Linked DNA regions of Homo sapiens: region 2 is linked to region 1. A link is an interaction called in ENCODE POLR2A ChIA-PET data of the cell type or tissue named here. Cell type or tissue: CD4-positive, alpha-beta T cell. All regions are shown on one strand. Each heading gives the region's core, and the rest is flanking DNA. Links, peaks and the distances in the headings are about the cores only.

Region 1 (16,112 bases), core at 3,743-8,742:
AGAAAATGTAGCACAGTTAGATATTGAGGTCCTTGACTCAAAGAGTTTCTAATTAGAAAAAGGAAAGAAAGGTGGCTGGGTGAGGTGGCTCACACCTGTAATCCCAGCACTTTGGGAGGCCGAGGCTAGTGGATCACTTGAGGTCAGGAGTTCAAGACCCGCCTGGCCAACATAGTGAAATCCCATCTCTACTAAAAATACAAAAGTTAGCTGGGTGTGGTGGTAGGCCCCTGTAGTCCCAGCTACTCTGGAGGCTGAACCGGAGAATGGCTTGAACCCTGGAGGCAGAGGTTGCAGTGAGTGGAGATCATGCCACTGCACTCCAGCCTGGGCAACAGAGCAAGATTCCATCTCAAAAAATAAAAACCAAAAATTAAAAAAAAGGAAAGAAAGGAAAAATAAAAGTGAAAAGTAGTAGGGCTAGTAGGCAGGGGAGTAAGGATTCACAGCCTGAGAGGCTGGCTGGAGGTCCCAGACTTTGACCTAGCCGGTTCTGCTGCAGGTGGCTCCCAGATCACTCCTTAAGTTTCCATTTATAGATCCACTGAGCCAGCAAATGAGCTGCATAGGGTTTTCCAGGGAGTTTTTGTAAACTACAATCTCCTGAACCCTCCTCTTTTGTATTTTGACTCCTAAGGTCCAGCACAAAGCCCTGGAATCTGCATTTTAACAATCATACCCTTCTCGCCGAAGTGATTCTGATGCACAGCCAAATTTGGGAATCACTGGAAGAATAGGACTTAGAGGCTGTCAGCCTCTGGCCACTTCACATCTCTGTGTCTTTATTCACTCATTCATTCTTTCTTTTAACAATTAGCAAACATTTGAGCACCTACTGTATGCCTAATACTGGATGCTGGAGATTTAATGGCAAACAAAACAGATAGAAATCCCTCTTCATGGAGCTTACATTCTGGTTCATTGGAGGGTGACAATGGAGAAAAATTAAGTAGCAAAGAGAGTCAGGAGGAGTGCAAGTTTGGAGTGCCCAGGAAAGACCTCACAGAGAAGATGACATTTGAGTAAAGATTTAAAAGAGAGGGCTGTGGGAAGGGTATTCCTGGCAGGGTGAGCAGCTCATGCAAATGCTCTGAAGTAGGAGTGTGCTTGGCATATCTAAATAACAACAAGAAGGCCAATGTAGAAGGACCTGAGTGTGTAAGGGAGACTAGAAGGAAATAAATTCAGAGAGGTAACAGGGAATACATCATGCAGAACTTTGTAGGCCACTGAAAGAACTTTGACTTCATTCTGAGATGGGAGGCCATTAGAAGGTATTGAGTAGAGTTATCTCATCTGTCTTATGTTTCAAAGGATCCCCTCATTGCTGGGTTAATAATAGACTACAGCAGGGTAAGGGCAAAAGCATGGGGACCAATTAGGAGGCTGCTGCGATTATCCAGGTGATAGATCATACTGGCTTGGACCAGGGTGGTAGTTTTGAGGTGATGGGAGATGAATACATTCTGAGTATATTTGGAAAGTGGAGAAAACAGAATGTGCTGAAAACTTGGTTTACAAGAGGAAGAAGTAAATGATCTTCTTTAGTAAATTTCAGTCACTGATTCATTTTAAAGAATATTACCTGGGCATTGTGGTGTACACAGGTATGTGCTGGTCACTGTGCAAAAGCTTGGGAGGTACATTGATAAGCTAGACATATGGTACCTGTCCTCCTGGATCTTACATTTGAGTGGCACGGGGACAACATGTACCTAATTGTCTGGGTTGTTATGAGAATATAAGGTGCATAGTACAGAACCTGGCACATAGTTGCACTCAATACATAGTTGATATTGCTATTATATAGGATACTTAGCATTTGGCAATGTGTGGGGACATTTTCTGTTTTCATAAATGGCAGGGGTGGGGGCAGGAGGGAGGAACCAGGGATACTGCTAACAGTCCTATAAAAACAGGACTGCCCCCCTTTCCTCCCCACCTCTCTCTCCACTGAAGAATTATCCAGTCCCAAAATGTCAGTAGTGCCCCAGGTTAAGAAACCATGAGATGAAGAAAAGGTAGGTAAAGTTATCACCCAAAATCATAATCATGTGGTCATAAACAAAACCAGTGGTTTGAGAGGAAAAGTGTCCACACTTTCCTAAGTGTTATGGACTCTGGAAGGACGTCATCATATCTCTAATAAAAGAGGATGCTCAAAAGAACAAGTGTGTACTGTCCTAGCTTTGTTTTCCAGAAATGGTCCTCTTTAAAGGCAACCATCCATTCTTTCTTCTCTCTTCACCAAACAATGAGGGAGTAATTTTTCTTCTCATTGAAAAAATCCTGTTTGCCTAGACTGGGATGTGGGACATTCTAGGAGCAGGAAAAGTCTGTTTGAAGAGGTTTTATTCTGGGAAAATTAATGGGCAGACAATGAAAAAGAAGAGACAAATTGTTCTTTTGGTTCCAAATAAATGCTTGTTTTCTGACACTGCCTGAATTTAAATGGTCCTCAGTTTGACTGAGAAATTAACACATCTTTGAGGTTAATTGTGGGGGTGGGGTGCAATTCACACCACTTCCAGAGCAATTGTCTGTCTGGAATGCAGAGCAAGCAAGCCGTATATACTCTTTAACCAACACTTGCTTCTGCCTAGACCAACAGCTCCCTTCTGGTCCCTAGGAGCTGCCTCATTATTGAGGGCATGGGTTTTGCATGAAAGACTCATAACTTATAATTACAGAGTCATCAACAGCAAGCTCAGCATCTTCAGTTTTTAGCTGAGGGAACTTAGGAAAATCTTAGAAGCTTTTAAAGCCAGCAAATTACATTTTCAAGCTTCCTTCTCTAAAATTCTGTGATGTTAGGGATCTCAAGCTCTATTTTGTGGTACAGTTCCTCTAAAGTTACATCATGACAGGGTAGTAAGCAAATGGTCTTTGGGAGAAAGATACTTATACAAAAAACGTTTTCTTTTTAGGGAGAGTAAAAAAAAATACCTTTTGATAATTCTTACATGTTATTAGGATTCTTTCCATAAATACTGAACCAGTTTTAAGTGCTATCATCAATGCTGGTTTTTCCATAAGCTTTATACCAGACAGCATTAGATTTTATCATTTTTTGTTGTTTTGATGAGTTTAGTATAGTACCAATTTTAGGTTATTTGCATCTGTGTATCTTCATCCATTAAAGAATCCATCTACATGGAACCATACTCTCTTTCTGTATACTGTAACTTGGACATTTTGAGGCTGATAGAAACTGATAGTAAACAGAGTTTTTGCCTTAACCAAGTGATTTTTATTTTGTATTTATTTTATTTTATTTTTGCCACACTGGTGATTCAAGGAAGGGATATTGAAGCTATAAAAAGAATGTTATTCTAGAAGAGATTTTGATCTCCTCCAAACTAAATTTTAAAAATAATGAAAGAAGCATTAGATATCTTTCTTAAATTTGTTATCAAGGAAGGCTATCAAATCTGTCTTTTCTGCAGGTCTTTACTGGGAGCATAAATTTACTACAGTGAAGGAATAAGTGCAGACATATTTCAGAAACAAAAGGAAATCTAGATTATTCATTGCTAGACACCAATCATTCAGGACTTTTATGCTTTAGAATCCTTTAAAAAGTCTGGAGAACAAGGGTGAAAAAAATGTCCAAGAAAAATCCAAAATTGTTCCCAGATAACGTGTTTTATTAAACTTACTTCTCCATCTCATCTTGCTCCTAAATTCTCCTACCAACCTGCCTATCTCTTAGTGTTCATTCTCCACACATAACCATGACCCAAGTAAACAAAATTCTGGCATATCTACATTTAATTATCTTTGTTGCCAAAATAATATATGTTCACTGTATAAAAATTAGAAAAAATACATGACAAAAGAAGAAAATGAAACTCCATCTATAAATTCCACACTCCAGAGATAGTCACTGTTAATGCCTTTAGTTATATCCTTCCAGATATTTTTCCATCTATATATATATCTTTCATATATGTATTCATATATATATCTTTCATATATATTCATATATCTTTCATATATATTCATATATATCTTTCATATATATTCATATATATCTTTTATATATATGAATATATATATCTTACATATATATGAATATATCTTTACATATATTCATATATATATCTTTCATATATATTCATATATATATCTTTCATATATATATTCATATATATATCTTTCATATATATTCATATATATATCTTTCATATATATATTCATATATATATCTTTCATATATATTCATATATATATCTTTCATATATATTCATATATATATCTTTCATATATATTCATATATCTTTTATATATATATTCATATATATATCTTTTATATATATATTCATATATATATCTTTTATATATATATTCATATATATATCTTTTATATATATATTCATATATATATCTTTTATATATATTCATATATATATCTTTTATATATATTCATATATGTATCTTTTATATATATTCATATATATATCTTTCATATATATATTCATATATATATATCTTTCATATATATATTCATATATATATATATCTTTTAAAGTCGTATTTCTTCAAACCAGCCTTTATCACATTTTCTTCATTTAACATCGTATTAACACTTTCTGGGTCAATTTTTTTTTGTAGAAACCCATCTTGATTTATTTATATAACCTTCTATTATAGAATCCTAAGGGAGTTTCTAATTTTCTACTTTTAAAATTTTATTTGTAGTTAATACCTCACTATTTTTGTGCATATATTTACCTATTTGCTTACAGTAAATTCCTAAATGTGGCACTATTGGACCAAATGAGGATGCCGACTCCTGGGACCTTGACACATATTACTGGCAGTTCCTTAAAATTCACACTGATGTTACTTGTCTCTCCACCACCAGGAGATTGACATATAAGCCTGAGGGGGGCCTTGTATGTTCTTTCAAGCAGATAGTCTTTGGAAATACAACAAAGGATTTGGGAAGTGTAGGTGGCTCAGTTGACTGATGGCCCACAAATCATCACAAAAGAACTTTCAAAGGTGACATTTTACAGAGAGTGATTTTATCACTGTTACTGTTATGATTGCTGGTAATGAGGTGGGTGAAAGGCAAAATAGAAAGGGCTTTCCTTTGAGGAGAAAAAAAAACAAACTTTGTACAGTAACAAATTCAGATTTCACTCAGTAAACCTAAAGGCACCACTAAATGAGGCTTATTTAAATTAAAGATAAATTGAAAATAGTTAAAAAAAAGTACTCTACAACCTTGAGATTCCATTTCTTAATATGTATTAGAGAATCCCTGGTTATAATAGTATGAAACTGGAAAAATAAATGGAAAATAACTGAAATGTCCATCAACAGGAAAACAGATTAATTATAGTATATGCATACACCGAAATGTAATTCGGCAGATGAAATATCACTACATAGATCAACATGAATAGACTTTTAAAAACATAATTGCAAGTAAAGACAGATGTGAAACAATATATATAGAACAATAAAACAGAGAATAATACTATATATTAAGAAAAACATATATGTATATAGATTTATGTAAAATTATGTCCTGAAAAATACACACCAAATTTAGATAATTGCCTCAAGGGAATGAAGAAAAATGACACAGGTGAACATGACAGTGAGTGATAGGGGAGAAGAAAGGCCCTTCAATTTTATGTGTAATGATGCATTATTTTAATAGTAAAATTCCATGCTGTTTTACCAAATCCAAGCCATTAAATATAAAACCATTATTATTCGATGTATCAAGAAGAAAGTTGTCACAATATGCACAATAATTTTAAATTAAACTCTTGAAAACTTAACAATAAATAATATTTTAGTATAAGTTTGTCCCACTGAATTTCAAATAAATAATACATATTTTTTTTCTATAAATGTATACAAATATTTCATGGGTCTGATTTGTACTAAAAAATTGTTGTTTATTTGAAATTCAAATTTAACTATGTTTTTATTTTCTAAATATGGTAAACCTATCCAAAGTTGTAACTAATCTGACAAAAGGACAAAGCAAAAAAATATAACTGGAAGCTAAGTGGGAAAACAAGAAATAGAGAGTAGGTTGGAAGTGGTTGCTAGCGAAGAAAAACAACTAAGCAAACCAATCCCCAGTTAGTTATCCTGACAGCATATATTTTATTTGAAAACCATATACGGTTTTTTTCTGTTTCTTATTTTTATACAGGGTTCCACTCTAAATCGTGGACATATTTGAACCACTGAGCAATGAATATAATCTCAGCAGCCTCGGTCATCAGTTTGTCATTGCCTAATCAATGGGTCCTCATGGGTTTTACCAGCCCTTGAAGGGAAAAGCCAGCACCAAAGGTCTCTCCCAGGAGACACAAATTGATCTGGCAGGCTGGCTCAGGGGCCACCTTCTCGAAACTCAACTCTGTTGCTGCCTTCCCTTTCACTGATTAAGTAAAACAATCTTGGAGTCTTTTTTAACTTTGGATTTGAATATCATACAGTAGTGTGTGCTAGAACTCCCTGCACCAGCTTGAGGGAGATGACAAAATTTTCTCCAACCAGGTAGGATCAGCTCCTCCTTTGACAAGGTAGAGACGCTGAAGCCCTTGTCCTGGGTCACAATCATTTTCTGTGGCAAGTTCACAGCTTCACCAGCTTCTAGAACACAGGCATACCCTGAATGCTTAAAAACATTAAAAAAAATACCCCTTCCTGTTCTTCTCTAAGTTACAAAAATAGAAGGAAGTGGGGTGCGGGGAGGCAGAAAGAGAGGTGTCAAGCAGACATTCCCTGGGTCTGAAAGAAGCAGCAGACTCCACAGTGTCTCACACCTTCTCTGGGTTTGTGCAGAGAACTGATGCTGCTTACTTACCCTGTTGCTTGCATGTAGGTCTAGGGAGGTTAATATCTTCTCTTCCCTCCTCGGTTTTACTTGCAATAGTTGTTAAGGTGAGAATTTAGTTATTGGGTGTTTTTCACCTTATGTTTTGATCGCGAGGGATTTAAAGTTACTTTCACTTTTGCAAACACTGTAGCCCTGATGGAGAAAACTGCAAACCCTCATCAAGGGCCCCCTAGTAAAGGAGACATTGGGAGAAGATATTCCCATGGTGCTCATAGTTCTTAGAGCTGTCAAAGGCCAAGAAGCTCCTGAAGTGGCAGGCTCTGACTACTGGCTTTCCAATTTACCTTGTTTTACTTCTTCCTCACCAGAGTGCAGTAAGGGAGGTAGTATGTCCCCCATTTTATAGAGGAGGAGACTGAGACTGGGCTGGGTAGCAAGAAAGCAGAGGCAGGAAAAAAGAGACGGAGTCATCTGGCATTTACAAGGCACTAAAATCACTGGAAATGAAATACAATGAAGACAATGCTATTTCCCAAAACCACTTTCAGAAAAGACTTACATGTGGGTTGCTTTACCAAGCCGCTTAGGGGAAGAAAAAGAAGGGGCAGAACTAATCCTCCAAAGAGGCTTGAGATAGATAGAGCTCAAGCTGCCTTCTAAGAAGGGATGGGAAATTTGGGCACAGAGCTTTTCTTGTGCTGGGTTGAGTAAGCTTAGGGGAGGAAAGGTGTGATATTTTCCTCAGCAGTCATAGGATCCAAGCCTACACACCTATAAAAAGGACAGGTAAACAAGAGAAAAGCATAACACAGTTATTTAATCAAAGTTTTATGTGACACGGGTGCCTTTAGAAATGAAGATCGGGAGATCCAGGGAAAACTGTCTATTTTTTTTAGGTTCAATGAAGAATAGACAGCCATGTAGAAATGTGATTGGACAAAAGAGTATGATCTAATGATAATAGGTGGCAAACCCAGCAAGGCCTTTCCAGAATCTTCTTGTCTTCTCTGTGTAACATTCCTTCCTCCTGGATATGGGACAGGGCCCTCGGAATGAGGTCTTCAAGTAAGAAGGGAGAAGGGGAAAAGTGACCTTTTTAGTTTTTATGGCTTGCTTTGGGTGAGAGGAGGACTAGTTTCTATGACCCACCTTGCAAAAGTGAAATTCTGGTTTCTGTGATTTGCTTTTGAAGAGAAAGAGGGGCAGGAAACCAGAGGATGGGAGAAGGTCAGGCAGACCTTGTTTCTGAGGCCCTCCATGTGTCCTTCAGTTCAGAGTACTCAGCACACCAAGGTGCCATATTTGGGGTATTGTGTTCTAAGCCCCAACATAAGTTTGGGATTAAAGGCAAATTGGTCTGGACAGTTGAGCAAGAATAGTACTTTTTCCCTATCCAGCTTCCACACTGCTGCCCAGCCTCTCCTCTAAATGGCATACATTGACAAGGAGAAGAATGGGACAATATCTCTTTCCTCATTGATGGAATTCTCTTTTTGAGGAAATCTCTCCTTTCATGATAGTGATAAAATTTTGGAAGTTGGAATGCAGAAGAGCACATAACTGACTGACTAAATAGACCAAAGAAAGCTGATCACCAGACATCTGAGGAAACACACAACATGAAAGTCAGAAGTCTAAGAAAAGACTGGGTGTGGTGGCTCACACTTGTAATCCCAACACTTTGGAAGGCCAAGACGGGAGGATTGCTTGATGCCAAAATTTCAAGAGTAGCCTGGGCAACATAGCAAGACCGCATCTCTACAAAAAACAAAAGTTAGTCAGGCATGGTGGCATATGCCTAGCTACTCAGAAGGCTGAGGCAGGAGGAACACCTCAGCCCAGGATTTGGAGGCTACCATGAGCTATTATCATGCCTGGGTGGTAGAGTGAGATATTATATGCATGAAATAAAAACAGGATTCTATTTTTAAAAAACCAAACATGCAGACAACGAGACTGAGTTTTAGAAAATGAAAACCTGAAAGCAGAAATGAACATCTCAATTGATGTGCTAGAAGATAATTTACAAAAATTTCTTGGAAAGTAAAGCAAAAAGACCAAGACATGGAAAATGAGAGCAAAAAAAATTTGCAAATTAGAGCTTAGAGAGTGTCCAGAAGACTAACCATCTAAGTAGAAGAAATTCTAGAAAAGAAAACAGATACAATAATCAATATTACAGCTTAAGAAAATTTCTCAGAATTAAAAGTCTTATTGAGGTTCACCACAAAAATTAAAAATAAATCCTCACTGAGGCCCACCAGTGTAGTGCTTCAGAACACTAGGATCAAAGACAAAATCCCAAAGCTTTCAGAAAAGAAAAAAAAAAAATGCTTACATTAAAAGGACCAAGATTCAGAATGGCTGTAGATTTCTCAATAAAACAGTAGAAACTAACAGAAAAATGGGGAAATTCTGAGGGAAAATAGTTTCCAATTTAGAATTCTATGCCAAGACAAGGAGTAAAATGTCAGCGTGGATTAAAGACACTTTTAGATATGTAAGAGCTTAACATTTTAATCTCCTATATCCTTTCTCAGGAAACAATTATAGGACACACCATCGAAATGAGAGATTAGGGCTGGGCGCGGTGGCTCATGCCTGTAATCCCAACATTTTGGGAGGCCAAGGCGTGTGTATCATTTGAGGTCAGGGGTTCGAGACCAGCCTGGCCAACATGGTGAAACCCTTTCTCTACTAAAAATGCAAAATTTAGCCAGGCGGTAGTGGCGCGCACCTATAGTCCCAGCTACTTGGGAGGCTGAGGCAGAAGAAACGCTTGAACCCAGGAGGCAGGGGTTGCAGTAAGCCGAGATCGCACCACTGCACTCCAGCATGGGCAACAGAGAGACACTCTGTCTCAAAAAATAAAAAAAAATTAAAAAATTAAGAGATTAAACCAAGAGAAGAATAAATACGGGAAAGACAACTCATAAGAGAAGGAAAGAGAAAATCTGAGCAATCAGCTAAGGCAGGCCAGAATTGAAGAGCCTTGGCTCAGATTTAGGGCTCCTTTCATTTTATTTCTATTTTATCAAGTTATGCACATAATTGTATATTATAGTTCAACAAGATTTATTATGAAAGTTAGCCCCTTGGGGGCCATATTCTTTTTCCCACTCCTTCCTACTCCTCAGAATCAACCACTTAGCTGCTTTCGCTGTCTCCTTTGTCATTGCTTTCAAATAGTTAAATAATATAGTCCAACTTGAATTTTCCTTTTAGCCATTTCCTATTAATTCCCTAATGTGGGAGTTAAAGTTTCCCTATCATCGTCACCACCTGCCACAACCACACACCCTATGCTTTTAAGATGGGTCTGCTTATCCAAAAAGTTGGCTTTTGCCTTGATTTCCACATGGTATTAAAGCTTTCACTTTTGCTTCCTGTCATTCAAGATTGTTTTTTGCATGATGCATGTGTGTGACCTGATGATTGAGTCTGTGGGCTTGAAGTAAAGCAAAGACAGGGAGGCATTAAAAATGAAATTTTCTATAATCAAGACAAGCACACAAATGTGTGAATAAGATTTTCAACAGAAACATAACAGAGACCAGGCAGAATATGGGGCAAAATAGAGAAAGTGATAATAAGTAGATTTATCAGGGCAGCACAAGCGAGAAATAAAAGCAAGTTCAAGATCAAAGAAAACACTCAGCCTTCTTACTTTAGAATCAAATTGGCAATTAGCCTAGACCACCTTCCACAATGACCACAGAAGCGCTATGTGATCCAAACAGGAAGCACCAGCCTCAGAAATTTTTAAAGTCCCTACTGTGAACTTCTACTCTTTTATCTGCCCATCTCCTCTCTCTTCTTATAGGAACAGACAGACTCTCTTTTGGAGAACTGCTTCTCTCTCCAGGCTAACCATGTGGTTCTCACAGGGACTATTTGTCCTAATCTTATCCTCTGGCCATATTGATTAATTGCAAAGTAAACAACCCAAGGCCAGGCCAATTAGAATCCTTCCTGGGTTTTTTAAGGATTGTTATAAAGGGATGGAGTTTAGGAAATGCCATACCAAAATATGCTGCTTTGTTTTACTAATTCCTTTGAGGTGAAGGCATTTGGAAAACAGCAAATGAAGGTGACAGAGGTCTCGGAACAAGAGTGACTCCATCTTGAGTGGGGCTGGGTAAAATGACACTGAGACCTACTGGGCTGCATTCCCAGGAGGTTAAGCATTCTAAGTTGGCACAAGGTACAGTTCACAAAGACCTTGCTGATAAAGCAGCATGTGGTAAAGAAGCCGGCCAAATCCCACCAAAACCACGATGGCGATGAGAGTCACCTCTGGTTGTCCTCACTGCTCATTATATGCTAATTATAATGCATTAGCATGCTAAAAGACACTCTCACCAGCACCAGTGATAGTTTACAAATGCCATGGCAACGTCAAGAAGTTACCTTATATGGTCTAAAGAGGGGAGGAACCCTCAGTTTCATGAATTGCCCACTCCTTTCTGGGAAACTCATGAATAATCCACCCCTTGTTTAGCATATAATCAAGAAATAACTATAAGAATCCTTAGTCAAGTAGCCCACTCTGCTGCTCTGACTATGGAGTAGCCATTCCTTTGTTCATTTACTTCTTTGATAAACTTACTTTCACGTTACTCTATGGATTCACCTCAAATTCTTTCTTGGGCAAAATCCAAGACCCCTCTCTTGGCATCTGGATCAGGACCCCTTTCCAGTAACACAGGGAGAGACTTTCACTGAACTCCCCTTGCAGCCTGAAGACAGACCCTCCAAAGGAGTTCGATTATCATCAGTCTCTTTTCTGGGAGTTTTATCAATCTGGAAAGACTAACTCGTATCACAGGAGAGGAGACAAGAAATTGATACCCCACCTAGACAATCTTTGTCACTAACTATTGCAGACTCTCTTCTGTTTTTCTAAGGGTTCATCTTTCTGCCAAATCGTTTACTTTCCCCTAAGTTGCTTGCATCCCTCCTTTCCTCTCCCCTATGAAGAGGGCATATAAGCTCCCGAATCTCACCTGTTTATTGAATATCTACGTTTCTTTCATGCGATGCTCCTGTGCGCGTGATGAATTTGTATGCTTTTTCTCCTATAAATCTCCCTTTTGTCAGTTTATTTAACAGAATCAGTTATCGAACCATCAGAGGGTGGAGGAAGAGTCCTTCTTCATGGGGGAAGAGGGTCTTTCTTCACAATGTCATATGCCACCTAAAAAGCAGAACTTCTAAAATACAGTAGTCCCTTCTTACTCATGGAGGGTTTGTTCCAAGACCCCCCAGGTGGATGCCTGAAGCTGCAGAGTACCGAATCCTATACACATAATTTTCTAAATACAGTAATGGACATGTAGTATATGCAGCGTGGATATGCTGAAAAAAGAGAAGATTCATATCATGGGTGGGACAGGGGAGGACAGCAAAAGATTATAACATGCTACTCAGAAGACCATGCAATTTTAAAGTTATAAATTTTTTCGGGAATTTTCAATTTAATACTTTCAGACCTCAGTTGTCCATGGCCAACAGAAACCATAGAAAGCAAAACAATAGATAAAGCGGGGGACAACTGACTATTGTACATAAGAGGAAAGTGGATATTGGGGGATAGCTAATAGCCTCTGCCACAATTGCCTACTGAGCCATCACAGGATATGATAATTAGAATTTTTCCTGCCTCATTTTTTTGATTGAGGCACCATCAAAGAATAATTCAGAGACCTTTTATGGTTATGTTGCATACAGTTTCTTACTGTTTGTTATTAAGGATGCAAATTGTTAACTCATCTGTGAGGAAGTTGAATAAAAGATGCAGTCAAAGATCAAAGGCAAAAACGTGATTTTAGAGAAAGAAAAGAGAGGAAAGAAGAGCCAGTAGAGTATAAAAACAGGTCATCTTGTTTGAACATATTTGGGTAAACTAATGAGCTGACAGCTAGCTGAGAGGTTAGAATGGACATTTTGTATTAGAATAAGCCCCACGGAAGTATCAAAAGACACAATTTTAGCTGTTTAGGGTTTCTCCGGAAAACCTCGAGAGTTTAGCTATGGAGCATGCAAGGCCAGTAATCTCTGGTCAGTGTCTGCCTGTCCTTAACTATGTTTTGGTTAGGGCAGCACGGCACAATTTCTTACTTTAGAGTCTCACTTTAGAATTTACCAGCACAGATAAGAGGAAAGTGGCTACCACTGGAAAATTCTGCTGTGAGCCCTGTGTGCACCTCTCTGCCAAGAGCCTATTTGGGGAGGAGGGGGCAGGCCTGTACCTATTCACCTCAAGTCCAGTGAGGGGCACTTCGGTGGAACAGTGTAACCAGAACACTGGTTAAGAGGATTGTTTGGATAGAAGGCTTGTAGTTCTGAGTCCCCTGCCCCCACCATGCTGCTTTGGGGGGAAATTAGAGGAGAGTTGTTTCTGTTAAACCCCAGGCATAATAATGGGTCTTCAGAAGGACTCCTTGGAAATCCTTGAACTGTGACATACTGGGGACTGGTGCTTGGCTTACACTTTAAAAAGTGAAAGCAGACTGTGTACTGGAGTCTGATTCCCTTTTAGGAAATCCAGAGTGAGAAGGACTTACTTAATGCTTTGGTGATAGCATCCAAGAGCAGCTGCTGGGTTGAGATGGGTCTACATTAGGAATGCAGAGGATGGTGTGAGGTGCTCATCTTACTCTTAGGCATTGCACAGTGTATTAATGCAGTATTAATTAATTAATAGAGAGCACTCTATTAGAATCCCAGTGACCTGGTATATCAGATGGTTTAGAGGAGGAGTCTAGGAAGCCCCAGAACTTGTCATAGGTATCCATTAATATTTTCTACTTCTGTTGCTGTTTTTATCTCAGTGGGCCCAGTTATGTCAGCCCAGGCACTACAGTGTCAGCCAGAGGCAACCATTAATGTGCTGGGGCTTGGATGAAGTGGCTCTGCCCAATGGCAGTGTTCCACACTGATAGTGTCAAAAAATGCTAACAACATCTCCCCTTTTAAAAATGCACATAGAATTCTCAACCCTCAAGAATCTAACTTTACATGTTAGATTCACCTGGGAGTGTTAAAAAACACTGACGCTGGCCAGGCACGGTGGCTCACACCTGTAATGCCAGCACTGTGGGAGGTCGAGGTGGGTAGATCACGAGGTCAAGAGGTAGAGACCATCCTGGCCAACATGGTGAAACGCCATCTCTACTAAAACTACAAAAATTAGCTGAACATCGTGGTGTGCGCCTGTAGTCCCAGCTACTTGGGAGGCTGAGGCAGAAGAATCACTTGAACCAGGGAGGCAGAGGTTGCAGTGAGCCAAGATCACACCACTGCACTCCAGCCTGGTGACAGAGCAAGACTCTGTCAAAAAACAAAAAAACAAAACAAACAAACAAAAAGCAAACAAAAAACAACAACAACAAAAAAACACTAATCCTGAACCTCAAATCACTTAAACTTATATTGTGAAATTGGAGACTAGGCATCAAGATACTAAAAGGGTCCTGAAGTGGTTCTAATGTTCATTCTAGGTAGAAAATCCACTAGTAATAAAACAATCGGAAGAACATTGCCCAACCTGTTTAATCAAGAATGAACACAGTTACTGACTGCTTGTGGAAACTACATGGTAGGGAGGCTGCTTTTTCAGTCTGTTCAAGAAACATTGACTCATAACTTTTCTATTCTTGAGTAAAGAATAGAAAATTATTTATTCAAGATTTAGGTTATGTTTCAAAATCATACAGGGTCAGGGTTGCTGCAGTTTCCATAAAGGTAACAAACATCTCACTTTCCTGGTCTCTAGGGCAGGATAGGAGACCTTAACTGTAGTCCCTGAGCCTTTAGAAATGCACTACAGACCTCCCTCATTCCTTAACATTCATCTTTCCTTGTTTGTTTTTTGTTTGTTTGTCTCGTTTGCTTGTTTGAGATGGAGTCTTACTCTGTCGGTCAAGCTGGCATGCAATGGTGCAATTTTGGCTCACTGCAACTTCCGCCTTCCAAGTTGAAGTGATTCTCCTGCCTCAGCCTCCTGAGTAGCTGGGACTGTAGGCATGCAACACCACACCTGGCTAATTTTTGTATTTTTAGTAGAGACAGAGTTTCACCATGTTGGCCAGGCTAGTCTCAAACTCCTGACCTCAGGTGATTTGCTTGCCTTGGCCTCCCAAAGTGCTGGGATTACAGTCATGAGCCACCACGCCTGGCTTTAACATTCATCTTTCACCCTTCATTTTCCACTGTTTATAATATTTAGTCATCCCATTTATCTATCTGCCCAATGACCCCCTGACATCTACCTCCTTTCAGCTTTGTGCCTTGTAATTAAGTCCTAAACCACTTAGGCTTGGGTGTCCACTTTAAGCTGGTGCCTTTTCTCCACCCAATTTCTGCTGACCTGAGAGAGGTAGGAGCAGTCTCTGATCATAGTTCCTGAAGACACCATAGAGATGGGGTGAGAAAACAGAATAGAAAGAAGAAAAGAGGGTCTTTCCCTGTGGCTTATTAAGAAACAATATGCCTGACACTAAACCTTGCCATGAGAATTTTTCTTCTGATGACACTTGTAAGTTTGCTTTTGCTCTCCCCATGTGGATACTCTCCAGAGGCAATACTATGATCTGTTTTACACACAGAACACTTCCGATACCAAAAATGTTGGATTTTTCCTCACCAACAACCAATTTTCCAGACACAAACTGGGTGTCCAATGACTTAATTCCATGGAGTTAGTGTCATACCCCACAAGTTAAGAGCTCATCCTTCAAGACTACCCCCACCTCAGACTGCGCCTTATTCCGATGCCAGTTAAAAGTCCTAGGTTGCTTTCCATAACTTCTGAGTGGCCCGTTATAAATTGAGGCTCCTTACAACCACCTTCTCATATTTGATAATTTGCTACAATGGCTCACAGAACTCAGGAAAACAGACTACTTACTATTAGCAGTTTATTATAAAGGATACAACTCAGGAACAGACAAATGGAAGAGATGCACAGGGCAAGGCATGTGGGGAGGGGAGGCAAGAGCTTCCAGGGCCTCTCCAGGCCTGCTACTCTCCCAGTACCTCAATGTTTTCACTAAGCTAGAAGCACTTGGAACCCCATCATTTAGGGTATTTATCAAGATTGCATGGGCAGGACTCATGGGTATCCAAGGGAGAGAATACAGTCATGGGTTCTTACAGTTTCTATTTCTGGCTGGGCCAGTAAAGCCCATTCCTCATCCCTCTTTTCTGCTTATCACTAGACAGAAACTAAAAACCATGGCTTCAAGCTGCTAAAAGCCTAAAACAAAACAAAACAGAACAACAACAACAACAAAAT
Region 2 (16,112 bases), core at 5,953-10,952, 55 kb after region 1:
ATATCCAATATCCAAAAGGAACTTAAACAAATTTACAAGAAAAAAACCAAACCCATTTAAAAGTGGGCAAAGGACATGAACAGACACATCTCAAATGAAAACATCTGTGCAGCCAACAATCATATGTAAAAAAGTTCAACATCACTGATTATTAGAGAAATACAAATCAAAATCAAAATGAGATATCATCTTACACCCATCAGAATGGCTATAATTATATATTAAAATGTCAAAAAACTACTGATGCCGGCAAGGTTGTGGAGAAAAAGGAACACTTTTACACTGATGGTGGGAGTGTAAATTAGTTAAACCATTGTGGAAGACTGTGGCAATTCCTCAAAGACCTAGAGACAGAAATACCATTCAACCCAGCAATCTCATTACTGGGTATATACACAGAGGAATATAAATTGTTCTATTATATAGACACATGCACACATATTTTTTTGCAACACTATTCACAATAGCAAAGACATGGAATCAACCTAAATGCCCAATAATAACAGATCAGATAACGAAAATGTGGTACACCTACACAATGGAATACTATGCAGCCATAAAAAGGAATGAGATCATGTCCTTTACAGGGACATGGATGGAGCTGGAGGCCATTATCCTTAGCAAACTAATGCAGCAACAGAAAACCAGATACCGTATGTTCTCACTCATAAGTGGGAGCTAAATGATGAGAACACATGGACACATAGAGGGGAACAATGCACACTGGGGCGTACCAAAGGGCAGAAGGTGTGGGGAGGGAGAGAATCAGGAAAAATAACTAATGGATACTAGGCCTAATACTTGAGTGATTAATCTGTACAACAAACCTCCATGACACGTTTACCTATGTAACAAACCTGCACATCCTGCACATGTACCCCTGAACTTAAAAGTTTTTTAAAAATTTAAAAATTAAAAAAGAAAATAAGATTTGCCCAATCTCTGTGAACAAAATCTAAAAATCTATAGAGAGACACAACAGAAGACTTGAATAAATAAAAAGAGCACCCTGTTTCTGGATAGTGTGGTAAACTATATTTTCCAGAATGGCCATAACAGTATTTCCTATCTCCCATGATCTTCTTTCAATGATGCCTTAAAACTCCTTTCATTGTGAAGTAAGGTCTTTGTTCCTTTGCCTTAAATCTGGGTGTACCTGTAACTATGGGAGAATTGACATTATGTGTTTTCAGAGGCAAGGTCACAAAAGGGAATGCAGCTTCTATCTGGTTCTCTTGGGATGGTTGTTCTTGAAACCCAGCCACCATGCTGTGAGGAAGTCCAGACAACCTATGGAGAGGCCCCTTTCAATTTTACTGAAAGGCAAGTTTCAGGATGATATTTATTTTTCAATGTTCTTGCTCCATTTCTCTCTCTCTCTCTCCTCTCCAATCTATTCTACTTAATTGCAAATTTCCACATTTTTTTATACAGAAACTTTGTCTTCTATAAAATCAATGGAAAGTGTTAATTAGCTGTCACTCATCTTCTATCATATTTGGCTCTTCTGCTTAGCAATTTTGTTTTGTTTCAGTTTGTTTTTTCTCCCCCTTCCAAGTTGCTCTCTATTTTGTTGACTCTTTCCATTTAAAAAAGGCCTGTATGTAAAGTCAGCTCACACATCCCTCACTCCAAATATTACTGTTGCTGATTTCTGTACTTCTTTATAACCAAGATCTTGGCTTGCCCCAAAGACCAGAAGAAAAATAATCTACACAATATCTTGTTCTTTTCCTCAGTTCTCTCTCAAACCAGAAAAAGAAATGAAGATAAAACAGATAACAATGTAACTTTTACCTGACAAAACAACCCTCCAAAGAATCAGCACAATTTAAAAGTTTAGAATAATTCTTTTTGTGGAAGCTCTTACAGGTTGAGGTTGTGCTCAAAATAAAAGAAACAGCCTGAAGATTAACGTAGAAGAATGTTTTGAAGGAAGAGAGAAAAAGAAGGAGAAATAAGAAGAGGAGGAAGAGACGGAAGGAAAAGGGGGAAACAGGAAGAGGAGAACAAAGAGGCAAGAGGAAAAACAAGAACTATTACTACTACTACTGTGTGGTCAGTTACATCTGTACTACCTTTAGATTTTTTTTTCCTTTTGGAGTAGATTAATGCATAATCCTTGCTGCACTGACTCATTTAGGTTATACCTGTTTTTCACTCTGGCTTCCCCAAGGTCCACCTGCATGTTCATACCAATCATTATCTAGACATGCATGCATTTCTAGACAGGCTGGAAATCTCCTTTTGGATGTTTCAGGGGCATCTCAAGCATAATATGTCCAACAGAATATTGATCTTGCCACAGAACATGTTCTATGCATCTTACCAATTGCACTTTGTGGTATGAACATCCCATCCACGTACTCACATGGGAAACTCAGGGGCCATGCTTGGGTGCTTCTCTTCCCTACCCCTGCCTCTGTTTCAACTGGCCTAACATCAAGTCCTATTAGCTCTGCCTCCAAAATGTAATTCCTATTACTCCATTCCTCTCCAATACCTCCACTGAAAACACCCTCCTCTAAACTACCATCTTTTAAACTGTTGTCAGACATCAGCAAGAGTAACCTTTATAAATATAAAGCAGATTGATTTCTTCCCCTACTTAAATGGTCCTATTGCAGTTATAGAAAAATCCTAAGTCTTTAACATGATCAAGAAGAGCCTACACACCAGGTCCTTCCCACCTCTCCAGCTGTGTACCATTCCTTCTGACTAATTCTGCCCCACCACTCTCCCATCCAGCTGTGCAAACACACCAAACACCTTCCCAATGCAAGGCCTTTTCTCATGTTATTCCTTCCATGTGGAGCACACTGAACTCCTTGGCTGCTGTCCTTCAGCTCATTTTTTGTGTCTCAGCTGAAATATTACTACCTGAAAGAAGTCTTCACCAGCTTCAAACTCAATCAACATCCTGTGCTGGACATTGTAGATCATCTCACTCACTCTCCATTCCACTCTCCTCCTATTTGAAGAGGATAGAATGCTACTAACTGCACTACTGACTCCCTTGCAGCTAAGGGTCTGGATGCTAATGTGGTTCCACCTGGCAGTTTCTACTAGCAAGCACTATCATGGAAACATGAGGTTTCTCTGTACTGTGCCAGTTTTCAAATTCCTGAGAATGAACTTAGTGGGTGCAGGGGCATTAGTGGCAATCGTGGCATGTTGACTGGCTTGCTAAATCATGAATCACAGCCTTGGATATCCATTTTGTAGCGACCCAGGTGTTCAGACACAGTTTCAATAAGAGAATTTAAGCAAGTGGCAGTGTGTTCTTGACCTGCAAAGTTCCATATGGGAGCTCCCCAGGGGGGCCAGCTCTGCAGTGTTCTGAGAAATACCCCTGAAGACCCAGGATTAAACTGCCTCTTCAGCCCTTCAAAAGAGTTTTACAAACATCCTCTTCCTTGAATTAATCCATATCCTGCTTAAAATACCTAGAGTTTTTTCTCTTTTCTTCACTGGAGCCTGACTGATACAAGTCTGCCTGTTAAACTCTCTTCTAATTCTTATCATAATATGTAATTATATATTTATTTGTGGGGCAACTTGTTTCCATCTGGATCACTGCTATGTCCCCAGCACCTAGGATAGTGTCTGACATACAAAAAAGAGAGTAATCAATATTTGGCAAACCAATGAGAGAATTTAGCACTTTCAACTATGTGGGTAATTCATTTGTCAACTGATCATGAAGATAATTAGATTCACACTTCAGTTACCTCTTATATCTTTAAATAATAACAAAATCTCAAAGTGTATAAAAAGAATGCAAATAGAGTTATTTTTTACAGAGTGCCAGATATTTAGAACTGCTGCCTACAGTCCGAGTGAGAGAGATGGTCTTGGAAAGCTGATGAAACAACTCCATGAATTAATTCTGTTTTCATTAAATCCGGTCTGATCTATTGCCTACTCCATCAGGAGACTTCATTAGGCTAACTGGAAAAGGACAACCAATATGGTAACTTAGTTAGCTCTGGTTGTGCTACAGCTAGATAAAAAGGTTTTTCTAGGCCCATTGATTCTGAGTGTAAGGTTTTCAGGTTCTCAGATCGCAAGGATTTAGTGTGAACCAAAAAGTCTGCAACCTGAAGTATGAGATTTGAAGGAAAGAGTTGATCTTCTCCTAGAGTTCAAATTGCTTTCATTGACTCCGAATGTTCCACCAAAAAATGAATGCAAAGGAACCTAAGGGCAGATGAGTATTAGAATAAGTCCACCAAAAGCAATGTTCTCAAAGCACCAGTGCTTCAAGCTGGCAACGCAGCAAGGTGGCTAAGAAATGGGTTTTGAACTACACAGACCTGGATGCAAATATTGCCTCTTCAATCAACGAGCAAAAAAAAAGAAAACCTTCAGCAAGTCTCTAATTTCACTAAGCTTTAGTTTCTTCATTCATTAAATAAAAATCCTAGTCACACCTATGACTAGTCGCAGGGTTTGTTTCTGGGATTTAAGTAGAATCACCTTTGTAAAATACCTAGCATGGAATTTAGAACTTATGCTATGTGTGTTTGACAAACAGTAACCACTATTTTTACTATTTAATGAGTATATTATTTGCCTGTCCCTCCATTATAGTATGATGACATCTGATCCATCGATTCTGAACCTGGGAAAGGAGTCACTGGTCCAACTGTGATATTATATTAGTAATTGCTTCTGTTGAGATGAAAAGGTCCAAAAATGTAAGATATCATTAAAAAAAAGATGGAAACAGCAGGGCGTGGTGGCTCACACCTGTAATCCCAGCACTTTGGGAGGCTGAGATGGGCGAATCACCTGATTTTGGGAGTTCGAGACCAGCCTGACCAACATGGAGAAACGCCGTCTCTACTAAAAATACAAAATTAGTCAGGTGTGGTAGCACATGCCTGTAATCCCAGCTACTTGGAAGGCTGAGGCAGGAAAATCGCTGAACCCAGTAGGCGGAGGTTGCTGTGAGCCAAGATCATGCCATTGCACTCCAGCCTGGGCAAAAAGAGTGAAATTCCGTCTCAAAAAAAAAAAAAAAAAAAAAAAAAAAAAAAAAAAAAAGGATGGAAACACTAGATAGTATTTTTTACTTTGTGGGATGCTTGTTGCTGCACTTATCATTTTAAAGTCAAGCTCACTCCCGCATATTTCATATAGCTCTGCTAGAGTTGTCACCTTCCCTGGCATGACCACCTAGCATATTTCAGCCACCTGGACCCAGTCATTTTTTCTAGAGGTCAGCATACATTGAAAATACTGACAATTTGAGACTCTTTCTGGAATTGATATGGATATGAACAAAAGACAATTTTACTTTCTCAGCTATTTCATGCTGTAGAGGCAATGTAAGCTTAGAGTGACATTACAGCACCATCTTTTCTATCCTAAAATAAGTACATAGAGGAAAACAGGTAGGGGTGTGTGTGTGTGTGTGTGTGTGTGTGTGAGGGAGAGAGAAAAACAGAGAGACAGAGAGTGAGAGAAAAAAAAGTCAATGGCATTGTATAAGTTTCCTGTATCTAGCCATTCTTAAATAAGATTCTGTCATCTTTAGACATTGCATTAATATAAGTCAATGAACTGATTTTTTCTTTGTTCGGATCTAAGCTCTGTTGAGTTAAAGTAAGTGTATATCACTTCCATGCAAAACAATTGTAATTCATATAAACACTGTCTTAGTTTGGGAATCCCTCAGAAGCAAAGCCTGAGACAAGAATTCAAGTACAAGTAGTTAACTTGAAAGGTAATTCCAGGAAATATCAGTTAGAAAGTGGAGAAGTAAATCAGAAAGTGGAATGGAATAAAGCCAATAAATGATTCAGGAAGCCAAAAATGGTGTATAATTGAGCCGGTTGTCACTGTGGGCACCTGCAGCTTAATAGCTCTAGGGAAACTGAGATCCAGTGTAGACTATAAGCCTCAGTGTAATCCCATCTGATGGACAGGGCAGCCAAGGTATTTATATACCAACTTCCTTCAGTCATTGGTTGTAGACTGATCTGGGCATGCTAATTCTCTGGTTTCAGCCTGCTTTTTGTGAGCATATACCAGAAGCTGGCTGTCAGAGTAAGTCCTTGCGCAAAGAGAGGCAAATGCTGGTAATTAGAGATGGGCCTGTGGGCACTACAATAGTAAAGCTCCAGGGAATATGAGGGGGGTGGGTACCAATAGCATTGCTACAACATTGTTCAGAAAATGTTATATATAAAGTTTCGGTGCCACAAAAGAAAGAGCACTCGAATATAAAATTTTCTTTTTAATTCTCAGCAAGGCAAGTTACTTCTATATAGAAAGTTGCGCCCTTACAGATGAAACAATGGTGAGTGCACACTTGGACAAGGGAGGGGAAGGGGTTCTTATCCCTGACGCACGTGGCCCCTAATGTGTCCTTCCCCTATTGGCTAGGGTTAGACCACACAGGCTAAACTAATTCCGATTGGCTAATTTAAAGAGAATGACGGGGTGAGTGCTTTGGCGGGAATCAGGGCAGAGCAGGTAGCAGGTAATTGGAATGAGTTAGTGTGGAGCAGGTGATTGGAGTGTAGGGTGGAGCAGGTGATTGAAAAAGGTTGCTTTACGAGGAAGTTAAGTTTAAAAGTAGACGGCAAAGAATTGAACATACTGACATATTAATTCTTTGAAAAGAAATTTAGAACTCATATCTAACAAAAAGATCCAAAAAAAGATCGGTAATAAAAGTAGCTTATGTTTATTGGGGTTCAGAAGGGATTTTGCCGTTTCTCACTTAATTCTCTAATACATTCCTACTAGGTCACTAACAGGAATTATTATTCCTATCTTACAAAACAAAAAACTGGATTCAGCAGTTAAGTAAATTGTAGAAACACACACAGCTGTTAGACAACAGAGCCTAAAGACTGAGTTTTCTAATTCTAAGTCACAACTGTTAGAGATTAGTTTAAATTTGGTTTTAGAGCAACTCTAGAAGAATGAGCCTTCAACAAACATTTTCCCTCCCACTTGAATTTCATAATCTCTATACACCAGAAAAACTCACAAATGGAAACACATATGATGTCTGAAAATATGACTTTTTTGAATACATTTAAAATTATAAAAAAACAAGTCGGACTAGTCTGAAAATGAAAAAGCTAAAAAGTCTGCATAACTGAAGTCTATAAAATCTTCATAATATAGAGTGAAGTTGAAATAGCCTTTCTGAGAAGTGACCCATGTCGGAAATGCCTGAATCTGGTTTTCTATTGGGTGAGTTTGTAGGGCAAATGTTCAAGAGAACACCTCTTCAATAGTTCACACCTTTGCCACATTTCAAGATGAAAAATCTTCACAAAGGGGAGATTTATGAGCTTTAACGAGGTCAAAGGGTGCCACCCATGACTTTGGTTTTAAAGAATGAGTTTATGAATCAAATATCTAGGTGGACAAAATGATAGAGATCACCTTCAAGAGGTTTCCAGACATTGGGGCAGCCATCTGAGAAAGCTCATGGAATTCCCACTCTTGGGAAATGTCAGCATTGTCTTAGGATCAAGATCTCTCCTGAAGAAAATTAAACATGACTTCAGCAAAAAAATATAAGGACAGTTTCCGAGTAAGTTATTAATTTTTGACCATCCAACTTGGTCATTTGAAAATGGTCTAAGGTATGGTGTGAGCCTAAAAACAATCATAATCATAATAATTAATATCTGCCATAATATAATGATATTTTTGTGAATATCTTATATAGTTCCATAAGAGAAGAAAACTAGAAATAATATTGACTGAGATAAGTACCCAGGATTTATCATACACCCTTAACTCAGCCCTTTAATAAATGTACATTGAGCTCCTATCACACCCAAAAGTATGGGAAAGTGCTAGGAAGTTAGTGCTAAACTCAACAAACATAATCCATGCCCTCCTGAAGTTATAGCCTAGTGGAGCAAACAAACAGGAGAAAATAAATATGTGATTGCAAATTGTGTCCAGTGCTATGACAGGTACTACGAAAGCTTGTAACCAGAAAACTTAATTTTGATTTAGGAATTAAGACTTGAAAGATTGATAGGGGTAATCAAGCCAAGAGTGGGCACAGATGACCTAGAGTTTTGGCTTCCTCTAGGGGGCACAGATGACTCAGAGCTCTCCTGACAGAAAACATCTATCTGGGCCGACAAGTGGAGAGATTCCTGTTGATGTGTGCATGTGCGAGAATGCAACTTTGGCTAAATACAGGTTGGTCCTGTAGCCAGTGTGGGGTTCTGAGGAGAACCTCAATTAGAAGTTAAATGAATCTTAATTTAAAACCTGGCTCTGCTATTCACTAGTTGTGTGGCCTTGGGGAAATGCATCGACTCTCAGTGTTCCAGTTTCCAGCCTGTCAATGTGGGAGATTAACGGTCTTGCAGATTAGGTTTTCTGGAAGCAGACTCTAAACTAAGCAAGACATTGATTAGGAATTGAGCTGTGATGGGAAGGGAAGGGAGCAATGAAAGCCTAACAGTGCCATAGCCAATCCTGGAGGGAGCTCAGGAGCAAACAAAACCCTACAGAGTCTGTCTATGTTGGGTGGGAATGACCTGACCTCTATATCTCTTCCTCAATTATGGGACATGGGCTTTCCCTAAAAAGGGCACAATTATGGGCCAGGTGCCTGTCTGCTGCCTAGGCCAACTCTGAAGGAGCTGAGAGCTGAACAGAGGCTGTATGCTGACCACACCCCCTACAGCTGGGAAGCACTTTCTCTTTGAAGGGAGAACAAGGTTGCACCTTTATGTCTACCACCAAAACTGAATTTCTGCAGAGCAAATAAGATTAAGCCCTTGAAAACAGCTGGCACAATGGAGATGTATAATAGATGTTAGTCAAGTCATAATCATTATCACATACTTCTTTATTCCACATCATTCAGCAGGCTTCTGCCATCATCATTTTAAGCACTTTTATATTAAGCATCTGCCCTCTGCATATCCTGCAATCTCAGAATGTAATGCTCTTCTCCCCTAAAATTTAAAGATATTCACTTCAAATGCTTTCTTCTCCACGAATTTTTTTCATATCCTACTTAGTACCTTAAGGGATCTTAATCATTCATTTGACAAGTATTTGTTCAGCCTTTGGCCTCCTAAGGCTGGGAATGGTAAAAAACCCAAGTTTACCCTCAAGTTTTCCTTCTGGTACTGTCCGTTTCGCACTTCTAGCCCACCTGAGACACAGCACTGTGGCACCCAGCCTATGCCACCTTGAACCTCAGCTTATAGTTTGGTCTACTTGCTGTCCTTATCTCTTAATTCCACAAGTGATTCTGTGTTCCTAGAAAGCAGAGATAATACCTTTCTAATTACAGTTACAATCTTCCCTCCCCAAACCCAGCATGTAATGTATATTCAATAACATGAACTAAATTGAGCTAAATTGAATTGAATGAAATAGAGGTTTGTCCTGAGTCTAGCTCTGGTACTCCTAATAAAAATGAATAGCTTTAAATAATTAATGAGAAACTCTTACAATTGAACTACTGAGCTAATTCAACATGCCATAAAACTTCTTACAGTTTATAATCCTTTGTACAAATAGAAAGAAAGGTTACCTACAAGGAAGACTTTGAAATTTGTTCCTTTAGCAATTACTGTACAACCCAGTATGGCTTAGGAGTAAAGAATACTAGGCTATGAAGTAAGCCTACATCATTTTGAATTTTATCTTTGTTGCTGTGTGACTTTGGGTAAGTCACTTAACTTCTCTGTGGCTCAATTTTCTTATTTATAAATCGGAAACAATACAGCACCTACCTTCTAGAATGTTATAAGCATTCAAAGATATCATGCAAATAAGGTGTTCAGAACACAGTAAGAGCTTAGTAAATGCCAATTACCATTATCATTATTATTATCCAGAAATTTATGTATATAGATGGGTGAATTATCTCCTCATTCACCAGCAGCTGAGTTCATATAAGGAGCTGGGAGAGGCCTGTACGGTTTTTGTGTCAGATATTCTACTAGGTTTGTTTGTAGAAGTATATATATTTCCTAAAATATAAACAGACTTCCTTCATATTTTCACTCCATAAGTTCTGGTGTTTCAATGCTTTTTAAAAGAAAAAAATAGCATTATTTCATTTCTCCCCAAGAAAAGTGTAAAAGCCAAGAACGTTTTTAAAATTACACTTTCATTACTTTTATAAAATATACTGTGAAGCATTATCATAAATAATTTAAATCAACTCCATGAATTTGTCAAAATAAATTAGCAACTATACATTCCTCAAATGACAATCTGGATTTTGAATTGATCTCTGGTGTTCGTGTTTGTGCGTGTGTGTGTGTGTGTGTGTGTATGTCTGTGTGTGTGTATGTCTGTGTATGTGTGTGTCTGTGTGTGTGTGTCTGTGTGTGTATGTCTGTGTGTGTGTGTGTGTGTGTATGAATAGATGACAGATCTTGGCTTTTTCTAAATTTACCAATGTCCAGTGAATTCAGGTATTTGATGACTTCACTTTTGCATTTTCAGTAAACATTTTGTTATTTGGCTATGAGGACAGCCCTTTTCTGAGTCATTTCTTCAAAAGCCTGAGCAGCATGTTGCACATCTCCTTTGCGGGATAAGAAAAAGCCCTCACCTCATCCAAATTGGCTGGCGGGTAGGGCTTCTTGCCAGGAGTCAGTCAAACCTAGATCATAATTCTATAGAGTTTCTCTCTTTGGATCCAGTGGGCATCCTGGAACAGAGAATTACAAGTGAGTTTCTGAGGTGTTAGAAGTATAGGTGCACTGAGATTATAAATCAGGCTGGAGAAAAGGCTTTTAAGCAGAAACTGAAACAGGGTTCACGTCTGTCAGCCCTTGTGAGGTTCAGTAAAGAGAACCAGACAGAAAACACACAGAAGGGAGACCAGGGTAGGGAGTGTGCAGGTGAAGACCTGAAAGGACTTTGAATAAGTTGGGGCTTTATCCTAAGGACCCAAGGGAAGCTACTGAAAGCGTCTAAGCAAGAGAGAGACACAACCAAATTTGCATTTGATTTGCTTCCAAGGAAAGTACACTAAGCATCTTTATCCAGAACCCTGGGTGAGCACAACAGCTATTTCTCTAAGGTTGCTGGAAACATAATTGTCAGATTTACTTGTCTGAAACGGCAAAATGTCCTTCCTCTGAAGGGAAAAAATATACTTTAATTTTTGCTACTTTATGATTTGTTTAAGGCAACCGTCCCATATCATAAGGGGAATAACTCTGTATAATTCCTAATATATAAAACAGGAAGTGTCTATACTTTTCTGGAAAGAGATCTTTTAATAATAGATTCCAAAACATTTTTTATCCCCACCACAGCTTAAGATGGAAAAAAAAAAGTGGCTGGCTGTGGTGGCTCATGCCTGTAATCCCAACACTTTGGGAGGCTGAGACAGGCAGGTGGATCACCTGAGGTCAGGAGTTCGAGACCAGCCTGGCCAACATGGTGAAACCCCCTCCACTAAAAATACAAAAATTAGCCTGGCATGGTGGCACACGCCTGTAATCCCAGCTACTCAGGAGGCTGAGGCAGGAGAATTGCTTGAACCTGGGAGGCAGAGGTTGCAGTGAGCCAAGATCATGCTACTGCACTCCAGCCTGGGTGACAGAGTGAGATTCAGTCTCAAAAAAAAAGAGAGATAGAACACACACAAAAAAATAGAGATAGAGATGGAAAAATAATGAAAGACATATCAACTTAAAAATTCTGTAATGAGGCTAGGCATGGTGGCTCACACCTGTAAGTACTTTGGGGGCCTGAGGCAGGAAGACCTCTTGAGGCCAGGAGTTCCAGACCAGCCTGGGCAACATAATGAGACCCCCATCTCTACAAAAAATAAAAAAAAATTAGCTGGGCATGGGGGTGCATGCATGGAGTTCTAGCTGCTCAGGAGGCTGAGGTAGGAGGATTACTTGAGCCCAGGCTCTCTAGGCTGCAGTGTGCCATTATTGCACTCCAGCCTGGGCAACACAGCAAGACCTTATCTCAAAAAAAAAGAAAGTTCTGTAGCTGGCTTGGGTATATATGAGTACTAATTCACAAACTTTGAGAAATATACAAAACCTTAGAAATTATTCACATCAACAGTTCTCAAACTTTTTGGTCTCAGGAGTTCTTACACTCTTAAAAATCATTAATGACCCTGAAGAGTTTTTGGAGTGTGAGTTACATCTATTAATATTGACCATATTAGAAATTAAGACCAAGACAATTTTAAAACACAATAATTCACAAACACATAGTCCATCAGCCACCAGATCCATGACATCATCACACCTCGTGTAGCCTCTTGAAAATCCCACTGCACACTCCTAATAGCATGAGAATGAAAAGGTAATAACATCTGCCACTGTTATGAAAATAGTTTTGCCCTCATGGACACCCTGAGATCTTAGGGAACCCTGTGGATTCTCACACCATGCTTTGAGAACCATTAATCTACTCCAACTAGAAGATTAGGCCAACAATACATTCTAGATCATGGAGCTGCTGAGGACGAGAGCCAGCATTTCTGCTTTTTGATATCCTCTCATTGACATGTGTCTATCTGAACAAGGCCACTTCCTGAGTAGTAATTCCAATCTGTATTAGTTAGGATAAAGCTAGTAAGTAGCAACGAATTAACTTCAAAATTTTCCTGGCTTATTTCACAATTACATAAAAGTCCCATATGGGACATAAAAGTCCTGTTTCACACCCATAAAAGTCTCTTAGGGTGACCAGTAAATCCCCCGTTTTCCTGGACTGTCCCAGTTTTGAAACTGAAAGCCCCACATTCCAGAAACTCCCTCAGTCCAGGGCAAACCAGGACAGTTGGTCACCTTAACCATCTCGTAGAACTTTGGGGCCTTTGGCAGAAGAGGAAAGAATGCAGAAGGCACACCCGCTTCTTAAAAACTTCAACCCATATGTGATACCCATCCCTTCCACTCACATTTCATGGTGGGGAGTAGTTACAGGGATATAAGGGAACCCAGGATGGGAAATGTAGTTGGGCAGCTGGGGTCTTTACAAGGGAGAATGTACATATTGGTTAGACCATTAGACACATTTGACAAAAAAAAAAAAAAAAAAAAAAAAAACCTAACTTTACTCCATAACACTGCTGAGAGTAAGGTAAGGTGGGCATCACAAAGGCTACCCATTATTCTGAGGGTTTTAAAGAAGATTTTAAAAACTTCAGCCCAAGAAAACATAAATGCCCTATACAAATGGTAGTGTTGATCTTATTTCCAACTTAATTTCTGCCTAGAGCTCTTGGTTGAAAACAATCATCATTCATTGATAAAAGAGCATCTTAATTTTTACAATAGTTGTTTCTTAAAAATGATGGCCAAGCAAATAATATTTTAAATGCATTAAGAAACTTCCGGGGAGCAGCCAAGATGGCCGAATAGGAACAGCTCCGGTCTACAGCTCCCAGCGTGAGCCACGCAGAAGACGGGTGATTTCTGCATTTCCATCTGAGGTACCGGGTTCATCTCACTAGGGAGTGCCAGACAGTGGGCCCAGGTCAGTGGGTGCGCGCACCATGCGTGAGCCGAAGCAGGGCGAGGCATTGCCTCACTTGGGAAGTGCAAGGGGTCAGGGAGTTCCCTTTCCGAGTCAAAGAAAGGGGTGACGGACTCACCTGGAAAATCGGGTCACTCCCACGCGAATATTGCGCTTTTCGGACAGGCTTAAAAAACGGCGCACCACAAGATTATATCCTGCACCTGGCTCGGAGGGTCCTATGCCCACGGAGTCTCGCTGATTGCTAGCACAGCAGTCTGAGATCAAACTGCAAGGCGGCAGCGAGGCTGGGGGAGGGGCGCCCGCCATTGCCCAGGCTTGCTTAGGTAAACAATGCAGCTGGGAAGCTCGAACTGGGTGGAGCCCACCACAGCTCAAGGAGGCCTGCCTGCCTCTGTAGGCTCCACCTCTGGGGGCAGGGCACAGACAAACAAAAAGACAGCAGTAACCTCTGCAGACTTAAATGTCCCTGTCTGACAGCTTTGAAGAGAGCAGTGGTTCTCCCAGCACGCAGCTGGAGATCTGAGAACGGGCAGACTGCCTCCTCAAGTGGGTCCCTGACCTCTGACCCCCGAGCAACCTAACTGGGAGGCACCCCCCAGCAGGGGCACACTGACACCTCACACGGCAGGGTATTCCAACAGACCTGCAGCTGAGGGCCCTGTCTGTTAGAAGGAAAACTAACAAACAGAAAGGACATCCACACCAAAAACCCATCTGTACATCACCATCATCAAAGACCAAAAGTAGATAAAACCACAAAGATGGGGAAAAAACAGGACAGAAAAACGGGAAACTCTAAAACGCAGAGCGCCTCTCCTCCTCCAAAGAAACGCAGTTCCTCACCAGCAACGGAACAAAGCTGGATGGAGAATGACTTTGACGAGTTGAGAGAAGAAGGCTTCAGACGATCAAATTACTCTGAGCTACGGGAGGACATTCAAACCAAAGGCAAAGAAGTAGAAAACTTTGAAAAAAATTTAGAAGAATGTATAACTAGAATAACCAATACAGAGAAGTGCTTAAAGGAGCTGATGGAGCTGAAAACCAAGGCTCGAGAAGTACATGAAGAATGCAGAAGCCTCAGGAGCCGATGCGATCAACTGGAAGAAAGGATATCAGCGATGGAAGATGAAATGAATGAAATGAAGCGAGAAGGGAAGTTTAGAGAAAAAAGAATGAAAAGAAATGAGCAGAGCCTCCAAGAAATATGGGACTATGTGAAAAGACCAAATCTACATCTGATTGGTGTACCTGAAAGTGATGGGGAGAATGGAACCAAGTTGGAAAACACTCTGCAGGATATTATCCAGGAGAACTTCCCCAATCTAGCAAGGCAGGCCAACGTTCAGATTCAGGAAATACAGAGAACGCCACAAAGATACTCCTCGAGAAGAGCAACTCCAAGACACATAATTGTCAGATTCACCAAAGTTGAAATGAATGAAAAAATGTTAAGGGCAGCCAGAGAGAAAGGTCGGGTTACCCTCAAAGGAAAGCCCATCAGACTAACAGCGGATCTCTCAGCAGAAACCCTACAAGCCAGAAGAGAGTGGGGGCCAATATTCAACATTCTTAAAGAAAAGAATTTTCAACCCAGAATTTCATATCCAGCCAAACTAAGCTTCATAAGTGAAGGAGAAATAAAATACTTTACAGACAAGCAAATGCTGAGAGATTTTGTCACCACCAGGCCTGCCCTAAAAGAGCTCCTGAAGGAAGCGCTAAACATGGAAAGGAACAACTGGTACCAGCCGCTGCAAAATCATGCCAAAATGTAAAGACCATCAAGACTAGGAAGAAACTGCATCAACTAACGAGCAAAATCACCAGCTAACATCATAATGACAGGATCAAATTCACACATAACAATATTAACTTTAAGTGTAAATGGACTAAATGCTCCAATTAAAAGACACAGACTGGCAAATTGGATAGAGTCAAGACCCATCAGTGTGCTGTATTCAGGAAACCCATCTCACGTGCAGAGACACACATAGGCTCAAAATAAAAGGATGGAGGAAGATCTACCAAGTAAATGGAAAACAAAAAAAGGCAGGGGTTGCAATCCTAGTCTCTGATAAAACAGACTTTAAACCAACAAAGATCAAAAGAGACAAAGAAGGCCATTACATAATAAAGGGATCAATTCAACAAGGAGAGCTAACTATCCTAAATATATATGCACCCAATACAGGAGTACCCAGATTCATAAAGCAAGTCCTGAGTGACCTACAAAGAGACTTAGACACCCACACATTAATAATGGGAGACTTTAACACCCCACTGTCAACATTAGACAGATCAACGAGACAGAAAGTCAACAAGGATACCCAGGAATTGAACTCAGCTCTGCACCAAGCGGACCTAATAGACATCTACAGAACTCTCCACCCCAAATCAACAGAATATACATTTTTTGCAGCACCACACCACACCTATTCCAAAATTGACCACATACTTGGAAGTAAAGCTCTCCTCAGCAAATGTAAAATAACAGAGATTATAACAAACTATCTCTCAGACCACAGTGTAATCAAACTAGAACTCAGAATTAAGAATCTCACTCAAAACCGCTCAACTACATGGAAACTGAACAACCTGCTCCTGAATGACTACTGGATACATAACGA

What was found. Peaks named below come from ENCODE experiments on the same cell type or tissue, not always from the same donor. Only the 100,000 strongest peaks of a DNase experiment are listed, where the experiment ranks them.
Region 2: POLR2A ChIA-PET joins it to region 1 with 9 read pairs; 3 of 35 experiments call an interaction of 5 or more read pairs at or near these places.

What each region holds. Positions count from the first base shown.
Region 1 is chr3:27,872,266-27,888,377 of GRCh38, reverse strand. No RefSeq gene overlaps it. Among named protein-coding and RNA genes, the nearest start is that of LINC01981, 46 kb to the right of the region's middle. RefSeq lists an enhancer at 4,618-5,209. In CD4-positive, alpha-beta T cell, for the core only: no CTCF peak of the experiment used is centred there; a DNase peak (open chromatin) is centred at 6,757; H3K4me3 peaks cover 1,260 bases; H3K27ac peaks cover 2,884 bases.
Region 2 is chr3:27,819,210-27,835,321 of GRCh38, reverse strand. It overlaps LINC01980 (long intergenic non-protein coding RNA 1980), which reads right to left. Exons shown (of 5, transcript NR_146630.1): 3 at 10,574-10,672. LINC01981 (long intergenic non-protein coding RNA 1981) reads left to right here and starts at 1,186. Exons shown (of 2, transcript NR_132438.1): 1 at 1,186-1,323; 2 at 1,740-4,436. RefSeq lists a silencer at 12,833-13,033 and enhancers at 13,045-13,592, 13,593-14,141. In CD4-positive, alpha-beta T cell, for the core only: no CTCF peak of the experiment used is centred there; no DNase peak of the experiment used is centred there.